4 separate regions of the Homo sapiens genome follow, and regions 2, 3 and 4 are each linked to region 1. The links are chromatin contacts, found by Hi-C or POLR2A ChIA-PET in ENCODE. All regions are on one chromosome and are shown on one strand. Each heading gives the region's core, a stretch centred on a gene start or an enhancer-like site at or near the end of the contact. The rest is flanking DNA. Distances are from core to core; before and after follow the strand shown.

What was found. A loop is a pair of places that touch in the nucleus more often than their neighbours do. ChIA-PET counts read pairs that join two places held with the same protein, here RNA polymerase II (POLR2A). Pooled maps may share reads with other maps.
Region 2: a pooled map shows a loop between it and region 1 (4-fold over the local background). The contact joins the promoter of PSEN2 here to the promoter of SNAP47 in region 1. A Hi-C loop is called at or near these places in 3 of 37 single-sample maps with no recorded cell type and 7 of 50 pooled maps. POLR2A ChIA-PET finds 5 or more read pairs at or near these places in 1 of 52 experiments (activated T-cell).
Region 3: a loop to region 1 is called in a pooled map, with 28 times the contacts of the local background. The contact joins the promoter of H2AC25 here to the promoter of SNAP47 in region 1. A Hi-C loop is called at or near these places in 2 of 37 single-sample maps with no recorded cell type and 9 of 50 pooled maps. POLR2A ChIA-PET finds 5 or more read pairs at or near these places in 4 of 52 experiments (IMR-90, T-cell, activated CD4-positive, alpha-beta T cell and 1 more).
Region 4: a map of tibial artery shows a loop between it and region 1 (3-fold over the local background). The contact joins the promoter of TRIM11 here to the promoter of SNAP47 in region 1. A Hi-C loop is called at or near these places in 2 of 168 maps with a recorded cell type or tissue (naive thymus-derived CD4-positive, alpha-beta T cell and tibial artery), 5 of 37 single-sample maps with no recorded cell type and 19 of 50 pooled maps. POLR2A ChIA-PET finds 5 or more read pairs at or near these places in 2 of 52 experiments (A549 and activated CD8-positive, alpha-beta memory T cell).

What each region holds. Positions count from the first base shown.
Region 1 is chr1:227,734,144-227,737,844 of GRCh38, reverse strand. SNAP47 (synaptosome associated protein 47) reads right to left here and starts at 2,410. Exons shown (of 5, transcript NM_053052.4): 1 at 2,346-2,410. JMJD4 (jumonji domain containing 4) reads left to right here and starts at 2,543. Exons shown (of 6, transcript NM_023007.3): 1 at 2,543-2,833; 2 at 3,029-3,194. The coding sequence starts at 2,572. RefSeq lists silencers at 2,072-2,361, 2,822-3,021.
Region 2 is chr1:226,868,517-226,872,217 of GRCh38, reverse strand. PSEN2 (presenilin 2) reads right to left here and starts at 1,602. Exons shown (of 13, transcript NM_000447.3): 1 at 1,569-1,602; 2 at 814-956. It overlaps LOC105373119 (a long non-coding RNA gene), which reads left to right and starts at 1,668. Exons shown (of 3, transcript XR_949226.4): 1 at 1,668-1,856. RefSeq lists silencers at 1,140-1,189, 1,200-1,799.
Region 3 is chr1:228,455,422-228,459,122 of GRCh38, reverse strand. H2AC25 (H2A clustered histone 25) reads left to right here and starts at 1,250. Exons shown (of 1, transcript NM_033445.3): 1 at 1,250-1,759. The coding sequence starts at 1,306. The coding sequence ends at 1,698. It overlaps H2BC26 (H2B clustered histone 26), which reads right to left and starts at 1,020. Exons shown (of 1, transcript NM_175055.3): 1 at 565-1,020. The coding sequence starts at 993. The coding sequence ends at 613. RefSeq lists enhancers at 1-540, 541-1,127.
Region 4 is chr1:228,404,995-228,408,695 of GRCh38, reverse strand. TRIM11 (tripartite motif containing 11) reads left to right here and starts at 1,861. Exons shown (of 6, transcript NM_145214.3): 1 at 1,861-2,542. The coding sequence starts at 2,135. It overlaps TRIM17 (tripartite motif containing 17), which reads left to right. Exons shown (of 7, transcript NM_016102.4): 7 at 1-761. The coding sequence ends at 495. RefSeq lists enhancers at 299-958, 1,150-1,199 and silencers at 1,550-1,619, 1,760-1,849, 1,910-2,149.

The DNA.
Region 1 (3,701 bases), core at 1,161-3,660:
GACCATAGCACGCACTGAATCACACAATCCCCAAAACAACTCTCCGCCTCCTGTCCCTGCCCTCATATCCCACCTTTACCTGGACTCAGACTCCCAAAACTCACTTTCCTCCTAGTCCTCCCTCCAACTCCTCAGACCTTGGTCCTCCCTCTTCTGCTCCTCCCTGTTCTCCTGGGTAAACCTCACACCCCTTGGAAAGAGTCTTCCAGCAAGGCTCAGAGCCCCAGCACTCCTAGAACCTCCCATATCCCCACTTATAAGAGTAAATAAAACAACATTTCCATTGCTTCATAAAGGGAAGGCAGGTGCCCCTCTCCCGCTTAGGATGCCTCTGTTTGGTCTGGAATGAGATAGCCCAGTGTCCAGATTTTACAAGACACAGTCATGGTCTGATGGCCCCTAGAATGTCATCAGACCTCCAAACCTAACTCAAAGGCCTCGCACTGTGTGCAAACCAGCACAAGCTGCCTCTCATTTCTCTGGGAGAGATGAGCGGTTCTAACTGTTCCTCCTTCCACCTCCCTGTCAAGACGCCTGGGAAATGCTGCCCAGACTCTGCACTCTCTCGCAGAGCACCTATGTGCACACAGCCTGCCAGGCTTCGGGGGCAATAAATCTGCTATCTTTCCTTCTGCATCCATGTGGGTAGCTTTGAGCTGATTTCTCCAGCACACCAAGACATACATCACATAGGGTCCCCCATGGCCCCACTTTCGTGTCCTGGCCGAAAATCACAGAGTACCCTGATCCCTCTGTGCCCCAACCACAGGTTTTCCCCACCAGGCTTCAACCCAATCCAGGGCCTTTAACATTTCCAGGCATGGAAGAAAGTATCTAGGTTTACTACAAAGAAAACGGCCTTGGCCCTGAGCCAAATTCCTGAAACCTTCCTATAAACTCCATAACCCACACCCCTTCCAAGAGACATACCTAGGGAGGACATCCCTTTTCCCTTACTGCCCGTCTCGAGGACTACCGCAGCCCACTCTATATGAAAGTTCCCCTAACAAAACCTCTAGGCAGGGCCTGGCGCAGTGGCTCACACCTGTAATCCCAGCACTTAGGGAGGCCAAGGCAGAAGGATTGCTTGAGCCCAAACGTTCAACACCGGCTTGGGCAACACAGAGACCCTGTCTCTACAAAAAAAAAAAAAAAAAACAAAAACAAAAAAACAAAACTAAGCTGGGCATAGTGGCTCATGCCTGTAGTCCCAGCTACTTGGGAGGCTGAAGCAGAATTAAAGAATTCATCAAGCCCAGGAGGTGGAAGCTGCAGTAAGCTGTGATGGTGCCACTGCATACTGTCTCAAAAAAAAAAAAAAAAAAAAAAAAAAAAAAAAAAACTGCTCTGGGCTTACCATGCATTTAGCACTTCTTTCTTTGGTATCCCAACTGGTCCCACCTGAGGATAGTGTGGGGAACTCCCTTGCCGCCACTTTTGGGGTAACTCCAGTTGCAAGTTTGGCAAAACACTCCTCATGTCACTACTCCGATGTCCTCCCACTTCAGCCCTGCTCATGTGTACACAGCCCCAAATCCCTACCCACACTCCCACCACACCTTCATTTCACACCCTCCCTCATTCCCCACCATCTTCTCCAGACACCCGTCATCCCCTGGGGCCCCTTGCCATGCCCTCCAGGTCCCCTGTGGGCCCCATTCGCCCATCTAGGTTACCCTGCCCCCTCCAGCCCTCCCACCATTTTCCTCCAGGTCCCCACCATCCTCTCTAGATCCCATGTCCCCTCCAGGTGCCACTGATCCCTCCAGGAACCCACTGTCCCCATCCCTTCCAAGTGCTACCGTCCCCTCCAAATCCCCACTGTCCCCTCCAGGTCCTCAATGTCCCCATCTCCTCCAAGTGCCACCGTCCTCTCCAGGTCCCCACCGTCCTCTCCAGGTCCCCACTGTACCCATCCCCTCCAGATCCCACCGTCCTCTCCAGGTCCCCACTGTCCCCATCCCCTCCAGGTCCCACCGTCCCCTCCAGATCCCGTCTCCATCCCCTCCAAGTGCCACCGTCCTCTCCAGGTCCCCACCATCTCCTCCAGGACCCTACCATCTCCGCTAGATCCCACCATCCCAGGGCCCCCCAGCTCTCCCTCTGGGTCCCACCGTTCTCTCCGGGTCCCATCATCCCTGGGCGCCCCCGCACCGCCGCACTCCCGCCCCCAGAACCGCCTCTGTCCCCGCCCCTCTCCCAGCGCAGCCCGCATACCCCCCACCCCCCGGGGATGCGGGAAGGAGGGCTCGGGCTGTGTCAGCCACAGCGCGCGGACTGAGCCGAGGGCGGACGCTACGGCTTGGCTTGGGCCGGGCGCCCAACAGACCAACACCGTCGCTCACCTGAGGGACGCCAGACGAGTCCCAGAGCCGACCGCGGCGCCTCGGCCGCTCGGCGCCTGCGCAGTGAAGACCGCGGCGAGCCGCGCGCATGCGTGCAGGCCCGGAGCCCCAGGCGCTGGCGGGGCAGAAACGCGGCGCCCTGCGTCTTCTGGTTCCGAGGCTGGTCCTCACCGTTTCCGCTCCGGCGGAAGTGAGGAGGAGGGTCCTTCGACCCGTGCTGAGCTGGATGGACCGCGAGACGCGCGCCCTCGCCGACAGCCACTTCCGAGGCCTGGGGGTCGATGTCCCCGGCGTCGGCCAGGCTCCGGGCCGGGTAGCCTTCGTCTCGGAGCCGGGCGCCTTCTCCTACGCCGACTTTGTGCGGGGCTTCTTGCTGCCCAACCTGCCCTGCGTGTTTTCCAGCGCCTTCACGCAGGGCTGGGGCAGCCGGCGGCGCTGGGTGACGCCCGCGGGGAGGCCCGACTTCGACCACCTGCTACGGACCTACGGTGGGGCGGCGGCCGCAGACCCCGGGCGGGGAGGAAAGGCCGGCGGGACCCAGGCCCGGGAGGCCCCCGCCTAGAGAGGGGCACCAGGGAGGGTGAGGGAGGCCAGGCGCGTGGCCCCTGGAGAGTTCCTCTGCAGACGGTTTGGAGTGAGGACGGGGCCCAGGGAGATGGCATGGACCGTGCCTTTCATTTCAGGAGACGTGGTTGTACCAGTTGCAAACTGTGGGGTCCAGGAATACAACTCGAACCCCAAAGAGCACATGACTCTCAGAGACTACATCACCTACTGGAAAGAGTACATACAGGCGGGCTACTCCTCTCCCAGGGGCTGTCTCTACCTCAAAGACTGGCACTTGTGCAGGTAATGGGGCTTGGGACGCACCGAGGCGCTGCCTTCCCTAGCGCTGCGTGAACCCAGAGGCCTTTCTGATGAAGGTGGCCCCTGGGTGCACAACGGAGCTATTTTTCCCCGTGAGGCACTTTAATCAGTTTAAAAGAAACTGGATTGTCTTCCGCATGGCTGCAAGTGTTGTTCTTTGGGAGGTCAATATGGTTTTTTTTCCTTTTTTTTTGAGAGAGATCTCCTCAGCCTCCCTAGTACCTGGGATTACAGGAAGGCGTCTCCACTCCCGGCTTTTTTTTTTTTTTTTTTTTTTTTTAAAGAGACTAGGTTTCACCATGTTGCCCAGGCTGGTCTTGAACTCCTGAGCTCAGGTGATGCATCCACCTCAGCATCTCAAAGCACTGGGATTATAGGCATGATCAGTACTTTCTAATAAGCAGAACCATTGTAGTCAGACTGCCCCGCCCCCTCCCCCGCCAGCAGCGTCTGGCTCAGAGGAGGGTCTGGGGCTCTTTGGGGGCTGCA
Region 2 (3,701 bases), core at 353-2,852, 860 kb after region 1:
TTGGGGGGACGGTGAGCAGCTACGGAGGGGAGACAGGTGTGACATTATGCACCACAGCTCCAGGCACCCCAGCAGCAGCCCCTAGCCCTTGCTCCTCCTCCTCCTTGCTGCTCTTTCAAATAGACAGGAACAAGCCACTCACTCCCCACATGTGAACATGCTGGACTCAAGACTTGGCACATGGGCACTTCAACACCAAAGGGTACAGAGTTTTCCCCAAAAACCTGATACATCCATCCCACTTCAAAGCAACATGCCCCCAAGCCCTCACTCCAGTCTCTGCCCTGGAACCCAAGGCTCAACGTGGGCGTCGTGAGGACGCAGCTCTGAGGTGGGGCCAAGAACCAGGCCCCTTCTGCACCTGCGCCAGTCACCGGCTGCCCACAACCACATTCAGGAGAGAAGAACCTGAGGCTCACACACCTGAAGCAGCTTATCCCGAGACTCCAATTACCGCCAAAGGTCTTGGCTGAAGGCCTTGGAGGCTCAGGTGTCTGCAGAATTGGCTACAGAGGCATCAGAGGCTTCCTTACTGGAAGCTGGGGTCGGTCCTAATCAAGTTACTTCGTAGACAGCCTTGGCAACCCCAGGCTGTCGCTTCTGAGTTAAGTTAGTCTACAATCGTCTCTATGGAATGCTCTCAGGTTCTCCATTTGTAAATAGGGATGCAGTTACTTCACTCAACACCGTTCATACCTTTCAAAGGGAATACTTATTAAGGCAATAAACAGGGGTGAGGTCTGCTCGGAGGGATGGACAGCAGATCTAGAAGCCAGGACACTGGGGTCGAAGCCTGGCTCTGCTATATCGTACCTGGGCGACCTTGGGAAAAGTCACTTTAGCTCTGTGGCCTCAGTTTCTTCATCAGTAAAATTCAGAGGGGGGACTAGCTTCTGTCTCAGGTTCCTTCAGCTCCAAAAGCTTGCTTCTGGCTGTCTCCTCACTGCTGGAAATGCCTGATAAAACAGCCAAACACCGCTGCTAACAGAAACCGGCTCTAGGCTTGAGCCTGCGGCCCTGCCCCTCACGTGCGGGCAGAGCCCCCGCGCGCCTCCTTCCCGGGGAAAGCATGCCCAGGACCCGGTGCTAGAGGCCGAATGGACTCGGCGCAACGGAGGTCTCCGGCGAGAGAGAAGAAGAACAAAACGCCCCCGCCTGCTACACGCCTCAGAGACCCACGTGCACCGCTCCTTTAAATGCACCGGCCCTTTAACCGCTCGCGCCGCGCCCACCCCCAGCCGGGGCTCGGCGGCAGGCGGGCGCAGGGAAGTGGGGACGCAGTGAGGCCGAAGGCCTGAGGGCCGCTCCCCGCGATCCTTCCACGACCCAGTTCCGGGCCGGCCCAGCCGCCGCCTGCCGGGCACTCTCCTCTCTCCGCCCCCGCGCTGGCCGCAGAGGCCAGGAGCGCTGCGCACGCAGGGGCCGCAGACCCACAGCCGGGGAAGGGACCGTGGCCAGAGGCGTGCGGAGGGCAGGGCAGGGCCCTCAGGGCGCAGCCCCACCCCGGGCCCTCAGCGCCGCAGGCGACAGGGCCCTGGCCTGGGCACCCCCCGGCACCGCCCGCTCACCTGCTCTGCCGCCGCGCTCCAGCGGAGTTTACGCAGCTGGCTGAGCGCCCGGCCGGACCCGGCGCCGGCCCAGGCCCCGCCCCACGCCCGCCCAGGCCACGCCCGGTGGGCGACGCCGCGTTCCCTCGTCCACTGGGGCCCCACCTGGAGTCCCGGGCGCGCGGGGAGGGTGGCCTTCACGCCGCGTGGATGACAGGGTCATCCCGACGTCGGAACTAAGCGACGACCTTAGAAGGAGTGGAGGCCGGGCCTGTCATCTTCCTGCGGGCCTGGCAGCAGCGTGGGGCGGTAGGACATAGGCTTCGAGGACACTCTTTCTTGTAGTTTTGGGTCCACATCCCCTCCTCCTCCCGGTTGTTCTCACATTAAAGGAGCACTAATGGCCCAATGTGAGCTAACACCATGAGAATGTTCCTGGTCTGTTCCCTAGGGCGCTTCAGAGCCACCAGGAGCTCTGCATAAAATTGAACAGGAATAAATTGCTGCCTGACCTGAGAATTGGCCTAGGGGGTTGTGGTTCCAGGATTTGGGGTCTGTGGGGTAGGTTGAGATTGTCAATAATTTGGCGTTGTCTGAGTAGTTTTACTTTTTTTTTTTTAACTTAAGGTGAAATTCACATAACATAAAATTTACCATTTTAAAGTGGGCATTTCAGTGGCATTTAGTGAATTCACAATGCTGTGCAACCACCACCTCTGTCTAGTTCCAAAACATTTTCCTCATTCCGAAAGAAAAACCCCATACCCATTGAGAAGTTTCTTCCCAATGCCCTCTTCCCCCCCAGCCCCTGGCAATTACCAGTCTACTTCTGTCTCTATATTTACTTACTTTAGATACTTCATATAAACGGAATCACAGTGTGTGGACTTTTGTGTCTTTCACTTAGCATGTTTTCGAGGTTCATCCTCAGGTAGCATGTAACAGACTTTATTCCTTTTTATGACTGAATAGTGTTTGTGTGTGTATATGTATATGTGTGTGCGTGTGTGTGTGTGTATCATGTATGCCACAGTTTATTCATCTATGGACATTGGGGCTGTTTGCATCTTTTGGCTTTGTGAATAATGCTACCATGAACATGCATGTACATGTATTTGTTTGAGAGCCCATTTTTATTTGGGGAGGGTACATACATAGGGGTTGAATTGTTGGATCGCATGGTAATTCAATTTTTTTTTTTTTTTGAGACAGAGCCTTGCTCTGTTGCCCAGCCTAGAGTGCAGTGGCCGCAATCTTGGCTCACTGCAACCTCTGCCTCCCAGGTTCGAGCAATTATCTTGCCTCGGCCTCCTGAGTAGCTGGAGTTACAGGTGTGTGCCACCACATCTGGCTAATTTTTGTATTTTTAGTAGAGATGGGGTTTCCCCATGTTGGCCAGGCTGGTCTTGATCCTGAACTCAAGTTATCTGCCTGCCTTGGCCTCCCACAGTGCTGGATTATAGGCATGAGCCACCGTGCCCAGCCTTCAGTGTTTAACTATTTGGGGAACCCCAAGTGGTTTCCACGATGGCTGAACCATTTTATATTCCTACCAGCAATGTACAGGATCCCAATTTCTCCACATCCTCACCAACACTTGTTATTTTCCATTTTATTGTTATCCTAGTAGGTGTGCAGCGGTACCTCATTCTGGTTTTGGTTTACATTTTCCTAATAACTAATGCTATTAAGCATTCTCCTTTTCATGTGTTTGTTGGCCATCTGTATATCTTCTTTGGAGACATGCCTATTCAAGTCCTTTGCCCATTTTAAAATTGGGTTGTCTTTTTGTTGTTGGGTTGTAAGAGTTCTTTATATATTCTGGACACTAGACCCTTATCAGATATATGCTTTGCAAATATTTCTCTCCCATTCTGTAATTGTCTTTTTCACTTTCTGATGTCCTTTCATGCACATAAAACTTTAATTTTGATGAACTTCAGCTTAACTGTTTTTTCTTTTGTTGTTTGTGCATTTGGTGTCCTGTGTGAGATATCATTGTCAAATCCAAGGTTGTGAAGATTTACTCCTGTGTTTTCTTCTAAGAGTTTTATAGTTTTAGCTCCTATATTTAGGTTGTTGATCCATTTTAAGATAATTTTTGTATGTAGTGTGAGGTTAGGGTCCAAGTTCATTGTTTTGCATGTGGACTTC
Region 3 (3,701 bases), core at 1-2,500, 720 kb before region 1:
TTGGGAGGCAGAGGCGGATGGATCACCAGGTCAGAAGATCGAGACTATCCTGGCCAACATGGTGAAACCCCGTCTCTACTAAAAATACAAAAAATTAGCCAGGCGTGGTGGGGCGTGCCTGTAATCCCAGCTACTCGTAAGGCTGAGGCAGGAGAATCGCTTGAACCCAGGAGGCGGAGGTTGCAGTGAGCCCAGATTGCGCCACTGCACGCCAGCCTAGAGACAGAGCGAGACTTCTTCTAGAAAAAAAAAAAAAAAAAAAGAAAGAAAGAAAAAAAAAAGAAATCTCGTCGTGAGTTAATAGCTCTGCGCGGAGGGAGGGGATGGAGAGGGGGTCCTTGATCGCCTCCCAACATTACTGAGCTACATCACCTGAGCAGTTTCTACCCCGATTTCTGTAACGAGCAGTTTTTCTCGTTCTGTGCCGGCGCGCGCGCGCACACACACACACACACACACACACACACGGCTCAGATTCGGCCGCACCCGGCAACCGCTAGGGTGCATGGAGACACATTAGGTTACATAACCCTTCACCGTGTTCGAAACCCTTTCTTGATCGTGTGGGTGGCTCTGAAAAGAGCCTTTGGGTTCAGGACGCCGAGGAACGCCTCACTTGGAGCTGGTGTACTTGGTGACAGCCTTGGTGCCCTCGGACACGGCGTGCTTGGCCAGCTCGCCGGGCAGCAGCAGGCGAACGGCCGTCTGCACTTCGCGGGACGTGATGGTGGAGCGCTTGTTGTAGTGTGCCAGGCGGGAGGCCTCGCTGGCGATGCGCTCGAAGATGTCATTGACGAAGGAGTTCATGATGCCCATGGCCTTGGACGAGATGCCGGTGTCGGGGTGCACCTGCTTCAGCACCTTGTACACGTAGATAGAATAGCTCTCCTTGCGGCCGCGCTTGCGCTTCTTGCCGTCCTTCTTCTGTGCCTTGGTGACAGCCTTTTTAGAACCCTTCTTGGGCGCAGGAGCCGATTTGGACGGGTCTGGCATGATGGCTGAGTCTCTCCAAACAGAAACGCGCGGCGCTCGGAGTAACTCTATTTGTACGTTTTGTATTCAAATGAAGGCTCAGGATTTGCTCACTTCTGATTGGATCAAACGTTGTTCTACGTCATCGCTGGGAAAGGAATACGCAAATTAGGAGTGCCAGGTTCTTTTTCTGATTGGCTACCATAGCCATCCAATCGAACGCCGCGGTCTAGCCTACCTCTGTACCATACATAAGGGCTCGCTGGCCTTCACTGCCCTCTTGTTTTTAGTCTCGCTTTTCGGTTGCCGTTGTCTTTTTTCCTTGACTCGGAAATGTCCGGTCGTGGTAAGCAGGGTGGCAAGGCGCGCGCCAAGGCTAAGTCGCGCTCGTCGCGCGCGGGGCTGCAGTTCCCCGTGGGCCGCGTGCACCGGTTGCTCCGCAAGGGCAACTATTCGGAGCGCGTGGGCGCCGGCGCCCCGGTCTATCTGGCCGCGGTGCTCGAGTACTTGACTGCCGAGATCCTGGAGCTTGCCGGCAACGCGGCGCGCGACAACAAGAAGACGCGCATCATCCCGCGCCACCTGCAGCTGGCCATCCGCAACGACGAGGAGCTCAACAAGCTGCTGGGCCGCGTGACCATCGCGCAGGGTGGCGTCCTGCCCAACATCCAGGCCGTACTGCTGCCCAAGAAGACGGAGAGCCACCACAAGGCCAAGGGCAAGTGAGGCCGCCCGCCGCCCCCGGGGCCCCTTTGATGGACATAAAGGCTCTTTTCAGAGCCACCTACTATCTCGAGAAAAGAGCCGCACTGATCCTGCAGTTCTTTATAGGCCGGAGGCCTGATCACCCTAGGCTCATGAATGAGCGCAGTGGCCATGGGGAAGGGCGCAACGGGAACCGAGACCCTGGGGACTGATTGGGCTGCATACTTGCGAGGTGGGCAACGTGTTCTGTTAACAACAGGGAACCCTCGTCCACAGGTGGCCACCCCTTGCTCTTGAGTCCCACCCAAAACCTCTAGTAGGGTTTTAATAACGCTCACCGTAAAGGTGTCTTCATAATTACTAGTGACAAGTTCTCTTGACTCTAGCAAGGTTCCCGTGTGGTCATCAAGTACAGAATGCAATTTCTTAATGATTTATCTGATATTAAAAGTATTTATGATCTCTAAGTAGTTTGCACTTTAATTCTGAAGAGTAAGTCTATGGATTTCTATTTAAATTGCTAAGTTTTAACAATGTGAGCTCCACCAGTGTTAAGATTTAATTTATTTGGCTGGGAATTCTAAAGGTCATGAGGAAAGTTTCAGTACTTAAAAGGAACCAGATTAGTAGATGCTGAAAGGTATAAACCTTTTAAGAAGACTTAATTTGGAATAGGATAATTATTTAAAGGAATTTAGTTTGTTTAATTCGGGTTGGTCAAACATTAATCAAAGATCCCCTTAAATTGATTGCTAAAATTGGAGAACAAAATAATTTGTACACTGTTTTTGAAAAGGAAAACTAAATTTGCGAGTTAAGCAAATTTAAAATGAGTATTGTTAGAACCAGATGAATGATGATACATGTGGACTTTAGGAAAATAACGGTTTGTAACTACATTTTTCCTTATAAAATGGAGGGTTTAAGAGCGTCGGAGACCTCCAGGCAAATTAACTGAAATGGCTGTGTTAATAGCCCCTAAATCCTGGAGGAGAGAGGTTCATTGATTTAATCCACGATAATCCCTTAAAAAATGTTTGCCACAAAATCAGAGCTCAGAAAGTGTTATTCTTCTGTTGTTATCTGTACAGTTTTCATTAATCTATTTCTCAAAATATGGATAATTCCTACTTTGTTTTTATTTTTTCTTTAATCCCCAAAGTGCTAGTATTTAGTTAATTGACACCTAACAATTGCATATTATATGGGGTACATAGTGATACTTTGAATACATTTATTATCAGATCAGGGTAATTAGCAATTATTAAGTATTTATTGTAATAATAAATACAGGCCAGTAAAATTATTCAGGAATATTATATAATTTATATTTACCCTACTAAAATTGGGTCTACTCAAGTCAGGGCTTCCTGGACACCAGCTAACCACAAATCTGCATGTCTTTAGAAAATATCCCAGTGCTATGAAACTATTTGAACCAAAAATTGGTAAGCAGCTGCTCCAACAGTGTGGATCTAAACAGCACAATATTCACAGTGTGTATCACGAGTGGGCACCATTTCAGTAAAACAAAACTGCAAGGACTGGCCAGGAGAGGGTGTAGCCTTCCAGAGATCTTTTCATTATTTTTCTTGTGAAAGCCTTCATTTTCAGTTGAAATTTATCTTTATGTATTTATATCTATGTAGGTCACTCTATCTCTTCAAATACCCTTTAGTGGTATTTAAGGTTTTTGCAGGGTCTGGGGACTTAGGTGTTTCAACTATCACCATGGATTTCCAGATTTTGTAAAAGGTGCTCAAATGGGGTGAAGGGGGAGGCAGCGTGGTGGGAGGGCTACTTTGGGGTAGCACTGCATTTGTTATCTCTGAGGCTATGGTGTTTCACAGACAGTAACGAGCCACACAAGCTATTTAATTTTCAGATAATTAAAATTTAATACAAAGATGTAGTTCCTCAGTCACCCTAACCACATGTAGCCAGTGGATGCCATGTTAGCACAGATACAGAATGTTTCCAGCATCACAGAAAGTTGCACTGGACAGCTCTGGTCTAAGATCTGG
Region 4 (3,701 bases), core at 612-3,111, 670 kb before region 1:
CGCCAGAGGCGCTACCTCGGCTCTTCGCCGGAGGGCAGTGGGTTCTGCAGCAAGGACCGATTTGTGGCTTACCCCTGTGCTGTGGGCCAGACGGCCTTCTCCTCTGGGAGGCACTACTGGGAGGTGGGCATGAACATCACCGGGGACGCGTTGTGGGCCCTGGGTGTGTGCAGGGACAACGTGAGCCGGAAAGACAGGGTCCCCAAGTGCCCCGAAAACGGCTTCTGGGTGGTGCAGCTGTCCAAGGGGACCAAGTACTTATCCACCTTCTCTGCCCTAACCCCGGTCATGCTGATGGAGCCTCCCAGCCACATGGGCATCTTCCTGGACTTCGAAGCCGGGGAAGTGTCCTTCTACAGTGTAAGCGATGGGTCCCACCTGCACACCTACTCCCAGGCCACCTTCCCAGGCCCCCTGCAGCCTTTCTTCTGCCTGGGGGCTCCGAAGTCTGGTCAGATGGTCATCTCCACAGTGACCATGTGGGTGAAAGGATAGACACAGACCGGGGGACTCGGGCACTGCTCCTGGCTCTGCAGAAGGTGTGGGCCTTCTGCTTACTGCAGGCCACCTGCCAGGGTTCTCTGGCATCACGCTGGCAGCCATTAGACACACAGGGGGGTTTCTCAAATTCTAAATATAATTGTGATTAGAACTGTCAAACATTAAGAGGGTATACTGACAGATGCTTCCTAGAGGAAACTTTTGAAAGCCCCTGCGTTCTGAGTGGACCGATTTCTAAATCCATACCTACACACCAGGAACAGCGTGGTCACGTTTTTTTTAGCCATGCCCCCACCCCCACTTTGGAATGACAGGAATCTGTGGCTCCCAGCCCCCCCAGGGGTTTAGGTTACTCTGTCAAAGAAGTAGAAATATCCTATGGTGGGGAGGAGCGGGGGTGGTTGCTGTGTCAGGGATGGTCCCAGGCTGCCCATAGAAATGTCCTATGCATCCTATTGGGTCCTTCGATGGGGGAAAATGGGAAAGGCTGAACCCGTAAAAAGCCTCAGAGCTGCCCACCCCCATCCCGTTCGATCCCCAAAGTTGCACGAGCAGGGGCAAAATCCCAAAGAGATTAGGATTTATGTAGGGGCCTCTTTTCCACAGCGCCCTTACCTTTTCCAAGGAACCCCCCACCCACCCCTGCAGGGTCAAGCACTTTAACAGCCTGTGTCAGTCACTAGCAAGGCAGAATTCCAGAGTAAGCGTACTCCTACCTCGACAAAGCCGGAGTGTCTGCGCGAGGGGCTGCCTGGAACAGCATGCCCCTTTGGAGTGGTTCCCGCAGAAAGAATGTGGGCCTCCTGGAGAGCTGGTCCTGGAGGGATGCCCCCGTCCCATCCCCCAACTCCAATCATTCTGACCTTGGCCTGCCAAGGCTGTGAGGGCCGGGCCTTCCGAGGATACCCGCCCTGGGAAGCACGGGCTGAGGGGGTGAGGACGCACTAGGGGTATGGCGAAGGGCTCCAATGCCCCAGGCTGCGGACTCCCTTAGTCCTTGCAGTTGCTTCCGTGTGCCCCGCCCTGAGTCCCCATCCCTCCTTGCCCTGCCCCCTGCTCCATCCCTCCCCTGCGCCCCGCCCCCTGTCCCCATCCCTCCCCTGCGCCCCGCCCCCTGTCCCCATCCCTCCCCTGCGCCTGAGTCCTCCCCAGGGCAGGGGTAAAAGACCTGGCCACAAGAACCGGAGCGGTGGTGACGCCAGGTCAGCAAGTGAAAGCTCTCCAATTCCGTCCCGCCCGCGGGCCGCGTGACTGGCAGCGGCCAATCGGAGGCAAAAGCGGGTTGTTCCAAAAAAAAAAAAAAAAAAAAAAAAAAAAAAAAAAAAACACACAAAACCCACCCAGTCGCTTCCTGCTTCCGCCTCGGCTCCTCTTCCTGCCGGCATCCGGGATCCCTACGTCCCGCGTCCCCCGAGCGCTCGGAGCCTACGCGCCCAGCGCTACCGAAACCCAGAGTCCTGCGCCCTGGAGTCCCCGCGCCCCGGAGCCCGAGCACCCGGGAGTCCCGAGCCTCGCGCCCCGGAGTGCCCGAGCCTGCGCCGCCGCACCCGGATACCCCGCGTCCCCGCGAGCTGCCGAGGCCGCCCGCCGCCGCCCCGCGGACAGTACCGCCTTCCTCCCCTCTGTCCGCGCCATGGCCGCCCCCGACCTGTCCACCAACCTCCAGGAGGAGGCCACCTGCGCCATCTGCCTCGACTACTTCACGGATCCGGTGATGACCGACTGCGGCCACAACTTCTGCCGCGAGTGCATCCGGCGCTGCTGGGGCCAGCCCGAGGGCCCGTACGCGTGCCCCGAGTGCCGCGAGCTGTCCCCGCAGAGGAACCTGCGGCCCAACCGCCCGCTTGCTAAGATGGCCGAGATGGCGCGGCGCCTGCACCCGCCGTCGCCGGTCCCGCAGGGCGTGTGCCCCGCGCACCGCGAGCCACTGGCCGCCTTCTGTGGCGACGAGCTGCGCCTCCTGTGTGCGGCCTGCGAGCGCTCTGGGGAGCACTGGGCGCACCGCGTGCGGCCGCTGCAGGACGCGGCCGAAGACCTCAAGGTGCTCCTGGGCGGGGGTGGCGTGCAGGGGCGTCGGGGAGCCGGGGACTGGGGAGGCCTGGGCGGGTGGGAGGTTTGGGGGACTGCTCCGGGAGTAATCTGTCTCTGTCTAGGGCGGGGAGCTCAGGATGCAGCCTGCTGTGGGCCTGTGAGGGGGGTGTCGCGCAGGGTGGCTGTGGGGGCTCATGACACAGCCTGTTTCAACCAGGCCCCTTGAGGCTGGGACCATGGCCGCCAATGAGACCCTGCTCTCGGGGGTGAGGGGCGTACCTCTCATAGATAGAGGCTAAGAGAGGAAGGTGGAAGGTGGAAGGTGGTGGAGTGGGGGCAAGGAAAATGTGGCCATACCCTGGCCAGCAAGGAGCTGGAATCAGAGGAAAGTGGGAGAACCTCAGAGGTGGCCGATCCTAGATGGACTCCCTGCAGGGACTGTGTTAGCAGGTCAGTACTTAAGTCCTGGGAAAGCCCCAGACTGGGCAGGATGAGGGGGACACAGTCGTTTCCTCTCTAACCTCCCCTCCAGGGCTGCCCTGCATTTCTGGGTGGGGTACTGGGAGCCATCTCTGCCATCTGAGATGCCAGGGCTCAGCCTGCCTTTTCTCCCCTTGTCTTGCTGCTTAAAACCCAAATAAAACCCGAGCTGAAGGGCCTGGGGCACACGTTCCCTGGCCTGCGCTCCCTCCCGCTGTCCTCTTTCCTCGCTGACCTGCTGCAGGTGTGCTCCTGGGAGCCTACGTGTGGGGCAGATGGCAGCATCTTTGGAGCTTTCTTGATTGCACTTTGTGTGTTGCATCATGGTCACTTGTGTGTGCCAGATGAGCAGTTAAGGCAGTGTTAGAATCAGTACTGAGCTTGATCTGTCCCTATCACAGAGCAAACTTCTGGGATACTAGAATAAATCTGAATCTGTCCCCTTCTGCTTTGGATTTTAGCAGAAAGGTGGTTTAGAGCCATATCCGTGGGCTTGTTCAGACACAGATTCATTTGGGTTTTCTTTTCTTTGCCCATGCAGGAATGTCTACACCTGAAACATGTTAGCCCAGCAGAATTACCCTTGTGACACCAATTACCCCAATGGGTGCAGAGAGTGCCCAATAGCTCTATAGAGTTGACTCGATATAGTTTCATGGGATAGCACTTAACCCTTTCTTTTGCAGGTG